Regions from separate parts of the Mus musculus genome. Here region 1 is linked to region 2. The links are chromatin loops, found by intact Hi-C in ENCODE. Cell type or tissue: left cerebral cortex. All regions are shown on one strand. Each heading gives the region's core, and the rest is flanking DNA. Links, peaks and the distances in the headings are about the cores only.

Region 1 (2,922 bases), core at 163-2,662, 78 kb after region 2:
GCTCACGGTCCATCGCCTTTCATGGCAATCTCCTCCACCTTCGTCTTCCTTCTTTTCTTCCCTTCCTGCCTTTGCAAACCCCTCACTTGATCCTCAAGTCCCATCTTTCTCCCTCCACTGCCCAATCACAGGCTCTAGCTTTTAATTGACCAGTTGAATTGGGAAGCAAGGTTCACATAGCATCACCTGGTGTACATGAGGATCTCCCCATGGGGGCAACCATATCTTGAGAACGCATATTTAGCATTAGAATACAAGCAGCATTAGAACCACCCACTACAGGACTATAAAGAAGTTTTATTTAGAGAATTTAAATATGGAAAATTTCAAACAGAGCACCATCAAGTCCCATGTGCTCATTTCCCACCCCTTAGCTAGGACTTTGTGGCTAATTTGCTCCCTTCTACATTTGAGTCCAGTCTTGCTACTTCCAGACATCACACGAAGCCATTGCTAGCATTTTAAGAAGCCATCAGAAGAGAAAGAGAGAGAGAGAAAGAGAGAGAGAAAGAAAGAGAAGAAAGAGAAGAAAGGAAGGAAGGAAGGAAGGAAGGAAGGAAGGAAGGAAGGAAGGAAGCAAGGAAGCAAGGAAGAAAGGAAGGGAGGGAAATGAGAAAGAAAGTTGAAAAGGAATAATTTATGTATGGGAGCAGAAAAATAAAAACCTTAATATCAATGATAAGGAACCAAAATCTAGCAAGTAAACATGAAAGCATCTTCAAAGTTAGAAAAGAGGTCAGAATGTAACCAGAAGCTGAGAAGGAAGGGAGAGCCGCTGCAGCGTTTTAACCACAAGACCTCTGTGATGTACAGTTTGACACAGCTGCACCTGAGACTGTTAGCGCTGCCACTTATTTTGCAGATGCATCAGCTTCTTCATGGGCTTCTCATGAAGCTGTTACATCGTCATCTTTTCTAAACCATGCACAAGATTTTAGTAAGTGCTTATTTGGAAACTACCTATGTGCCTTTGTATGGTGTATTTCGTAAGTTCTGATGAATTTTTGTGGGTGTGGTGGGTGATTTCTTTGTGACTCTGTGATCTTATCAGGGTATTCATTTTCAAATTCATAGAACAAATTAATTTGCATAAGTGCACATTACTGAGATGCATATTAATTTCTGTTTGGCTGAAGTTGGAATAATTCAACTAGGACATAATTACTTGTGAACGCTTATCTGTATTTTCTTTTTAAAAAAAAAAAATTGAAGCTTCTTAAGCCCCATGATCCTTCGTTCCCAGTTATCTTTTAATTACTGTGTGCATGCCTCTGACTGTGTGTGTGTGTGTGTGTGTGTGTGTGTGTGTGTGTGTGTGTGCGTGCGTGCATGTGGTGCAGTGGATGGGTGTGTTTGTGCACTCACATGTGCACACGTGTGTTTATGTGTGTTTCATTTGGATGCTCTGCTTGTTGAATAGGAGGGAGGACAGCAGTCAGTGTTAACAGTGGAACAAGAGGCTGTTACTTAAGGAAGAAAAATAAACACAACACAAAACACTCTCCCTTCACTTACCATGCTACTGTTTATTATGTTAGTGTGCTTAATTGATTGTAGAGCCTGGAGCCTTATTCCCAAGTATAAGAGACTGAGATGTATGGTGTGTGCAGCCCACCATAGAAAGCCCTTACCTCATGCCTGGCTGTGCTCTACTGTACTGGTTTCATGTTGTCTAGGGAACAATTTCATTCTGATTAGCATATTTTTCCCCGACTGTGTTAATAATGTCTACCCACTTGCCTTTAGACAAGATTCATTTTCACAGTAGGGCATTTAATTTTCCTCCCTTCTGACTTTGGGTACCTCACTGGCTCTTGAATTGACAGTTTCTCTAGCTCAAATGAAATGATGATAGCACCAATTGCCCTGTACATTGTAATTCAACCTCACCATTTCTTAGGGTTCAGTCACGTGATCATCTGTCCTCCCAGGTGACCTCACTGTTAGGGCTCAGTGTTCTAACAGTTTCCTCTCTTACCCTAACATCTTCCATTTTCTCTCCTTGAAGTCTGTTTCTTTTTTTTTTTTAATTGAAAATATCTTTTCTTACACTCTACATTCTGATTATAGTTTTCCCTTTCCCATCTCCTCTCAGTTTCTTCCTACCTCCCCTTTCATCTAGAGCCACACCCTTTCTGTCTCTAGTTAGAAAAAAAGGGCAACTAAGAATAAAAATAAAATAAAAATATGATAAAATCAAATTGGAATAAGACTAAACAAACTAAGAGAGGAAATAGCTGGGGGGGGGGGCTGGAGGGGGGAACATGAGAACACATACAGAGCAGAGACACACACATTTGTATGCTCAGGAATTCCTTAAAAACACAAAAAGCCATGATATGTACACAAAGAATCTGTAGGATTAAAAACCAAACAACCAAACAAAAAACAGGCAGGTGGTGGTGGCGCACGCCTTTGATACCAGCACTTGGGAGGCAGAGGCAGGTGGATTTCTGAGTTCGAGGCCAGCCTGGTCTACAAAGTGAGTTCCAGGACAGCCAGGGCTACACAGAGAAACCCTGTCTCAAAAAACCAAAAAACCAAAAAGCAAAAACAAAAACACAAACACAAAAAGTATAGACACAACATCACAACATTATGAGACAAGGAAATCCCAGAGGTGCTGTTGAATTTCTTTATATTGTCCATCTGCTCTTGGGCATGGGCCCTGCCCTGTCCAGTATTTTTAATGTCCTCCTTTCCCGTGCGCTGTGTCACTGGTAACACTCCCCTGCTTTACTCCCCAGGTCTTGGGCTCATCTGCTTCGCCTGCAGTTGCTTCAGGCTGTGTAGACTGTTGTCACTGCCACAGCATTTTAAATTTATGCTTGGCCTTTCAGCCAGTGTAGGCCATTCGTTTTCTGCATCCATGCAATGAACGTTAGTTAGTCCACACAATGCTCTTGGTTGAACCTTGCACAT
Region 2 (2,922 bases), core at 277-2,776:
TCTGTGTCCATTCCTCTGCTGAGGAACATCTGGGTTCTAACCAGTACCCCCAGAGCTCCTTGGAACTATACTACCAATCAAATAAAACATATGGTGGAACTTGTGGCTCTAGCTATAAATGTAGCAGAGGATGGCCTAGTTGGTCATCAATGGGAGGAGAGGCCCTTGGTCCTGTGACGGTTCTATGCCCCAGTATAGGGGAATATCAGGACCAAGAATGGGAGTGGGTGTGTTGGGGAGCAGGGCAGGGGGGAGGGGATAGGGGATTTTCAGAGGGGAAACTAGGCAAGGAGATAACATTTGAAATGTAAGTAAAGAAAATATCTAACAAAAAACAAACAAACAAAAAAACACATTTATGTGTGGACCGGGCTGGTCAGAAATCCGACTGCCTCTGCCTCCCGAGTGCTGGGATTAAAGGCGTGTGCCACCACACCCGACTACACAAATACTTTTTATGTGTTATGTGTACAGACACCACAATCATAGCAACTCTAATAAAGAACTACATTTAATTAGGAAAAAAAAAGTGAAAAGGGAGCCAATTTCAGAATCTTCCCCAGAATATCACGTAAAAAATCAAAGCATCAGTTGGGCATTGTGGTGCACATCTTTAGTTCTAGCACTTGGTGGGTAGAGGCAAGTGGATTCTCTTTGAAATCTAGTACAGCCTAGTCTACATAGGGAATTGCTAGCCACGCAGGACTACATAGTAAGTCTCTCTCTCTCTCTCCCCGTCTCTCTCTCTTTCTCTGTCTCTCTCCTTTCTCTCTGTCTGTCTCCTTTCTGTCTCTCACACACACATATGCACACACAAAAACAGATCAGATATTTCAAGAGGAAAGCAATTGGAAAGCAGTGTGCTGTGGTAGCTGATCATGGCAGAGGGAGGAAAAGGGAGGCAGAGAGAGGCAGAAGAATGTTTCCAAGAGATTGAGGAAGCCCCTCAGAGAGTCTCCTGAGACTCCACAGTCTTCCTAGAGCACATAATCCTACATGCTCCTAAGAATCTCTTGCTATCACATACCATGAAATAATTCATATCAACTCATGTGACAGTAGATAGGTCAAATGGTATGCTGTAGGTCAAAAACTTACAGAGGATACTAACACTGGTAACATTTCAATTAAAACTAAATGTTTCTAAACTTAAAAGATAAACAATAGTTATCTGAAAAATTTGACCTGTGTCACCTCACTTTCCAGACATACTTAAACAATGACTTGCTGTTCTATGTATTACACAAATACTTCCCCCCCCCCCCCCCCCGAGACAGGGTTTCTCTGTATAGCACTGGTTGTCCTGGAACTCACTTTGTAGACCAGGCTGGCCTCGAACTCAGAAATCCGATGCCTCTGCCTCCTGAGTGCTGGGATTAAAGGACTGTGCTACCACACCCGGCTACACAAATACTTTTTAACATAGGCAGCCATAACACTTCATTTATATAAAGGAAATGTGTTAGCTACTATGAATCTGTTCAGTGACTGGCTTGAAGTATGCATAATACAAGTGTATCAAATATAGTTTTCTATTGCCAGGACAACTTAAGATGTTATTATTGCTCTGCTTGAAGTAGTAACTTTAGAGTGGTTTTTTTTTTTTTTTCTTATGTACTCATTGTAATTCCACCTGAAAATTCCTCACCAGCTACACAGAGGGAAGGATGTTTAAATTCACAGGACAACAAAGCAGACAGGTACCCTACCAAGGGTGTGCTTGATATTGTGGTCTGTGTTGTGATCTATGAGCAGCAGCATCCATACTGTATACATCTCCCCCTCAGAGACATATGTAAAGTTATACAAGGCACAGGAATTACCACAATGATTGACAGGATCTACTTTAAGCTGTAGAACATATAGAAGGATATAAATATCATAAACAGTGAGAGAGAAGCCAAGCATTTGCTCCTTGGTTTTCAAGTGCTTTCATTGTACAGACTGGAAACAGTGAGCATTACAGAGAGGATGTGACGAGAACAAACACCTCATGTGCAGACCTTAACCTCCCGGCCTTGTAGTAAGGAATGAAGTCCCCAGAAAGAGGTATAATACTTAGGGTATTCTAGTGTGTGTGTGTGTGTGTGTGTGTGTGTGTGTGTGTAGTTTACTCAACCCCTTTTCCTGGTGTGTGGGTACCATTTCTTCTAGTCAGATGTTACTTAGCATGTCTATGTCAATTCTATTATTTACTGTCCCTATTCTATCTGTACCACATGCCCCACTTTCCTTCAAAATCCTCTCAAGTGATATAATATGGCTCAAAATAAATACTTTATCTGTTTCTATTAATATTACTAACATTGTGTTTTAAATCTTATAACTCTCTATGGATTAATTTTGGGATGAAGAATGCTTTTTAACAACATTCCTTCCTGGAAGGAAGACAATGGGAGTAGGTAGCAAACATGGACCATGGTCCATTCACTATAAATTAGAATTCAGTCATTAAGAGGAACCAAGGAGCAGCCTGGGACAGGATCCTTCTGGTTTCCCTAGTGCCCAGAGCTGTTCCTTTGCTGCAGCTCTCCATACCCAAATACCACTGAGAGAGAGCAGGTCTCCCAGGACCTGTGGCCAAGAGGGACCGACCCAGATCCACCAGGACACAAGAACCAAGGAACAGCCAGGGACAGGATCCTTCCGGTTTCTGTCTGCACCCCCTGAGCTGACCCTGTGCCACATCTCTTCATACTTAAATTCCTCCCAGAGAGAACTGTTCTCCAAGAACTATTGACACATAGGCTTGCAGGAGGGACAAGCCACTGTCAGAGACAGCAAGGTCAGCTAACACCAGAGATAACCAGATGTTGAGAGGCAAGGGCAAGAGCATAAGCAACAGAAACCAAGGCTACTTGGCATCATCAGAACCCAGTTCTTCCACCCTGTGAGCCCTGGATACCCCAACACACCAGAAAA

Evidence for each region. A loop is a pair of places that touch in the nucleus more often than their neighbours do. Peaks named below come from ENCODE experiments on the same cell type or tissue, not always from the same donor. Only the 100,000 strongest peaks of a DNase experiment are listed, where the experiment ranks them.
Region 1: a loop joins it to region 2, with 10 times the contacts of the local background. A loop is called at or near these places in 1 of 42 quality-filtered maps.

The regions. Positions count from the first base shown.
Region 1 is chr16:48,593,798-48,596,719 of GRCm38, forward strand. The region is part of intron 20 of Morc1 (microrchidia 1); the gene reads left to right. Among named protein-coding and RNA genes, the nearest start is that of Gm41458, 19 kb to the right of the region's middle. In left cerebral cortex, for the core only: no CTCF peak of the experiment used is centred there; no DNase peak of the experiment used is centred there.
Region 2 is chr16:48,515,483-48,518,404 of GRCm38, forward strand. The region is part of intron 14 of Morc1 (microrchidia 1); the gene reads left to right. Among named protein-coding and RNA genes, the nearest start is that of Morc1, 86 kb to the left of the region's middle. In left cerebral cortex, for the core only: no CTCF peak of the experiment used is centred there; a DNase peak (open chromatin) is centred at 1,838.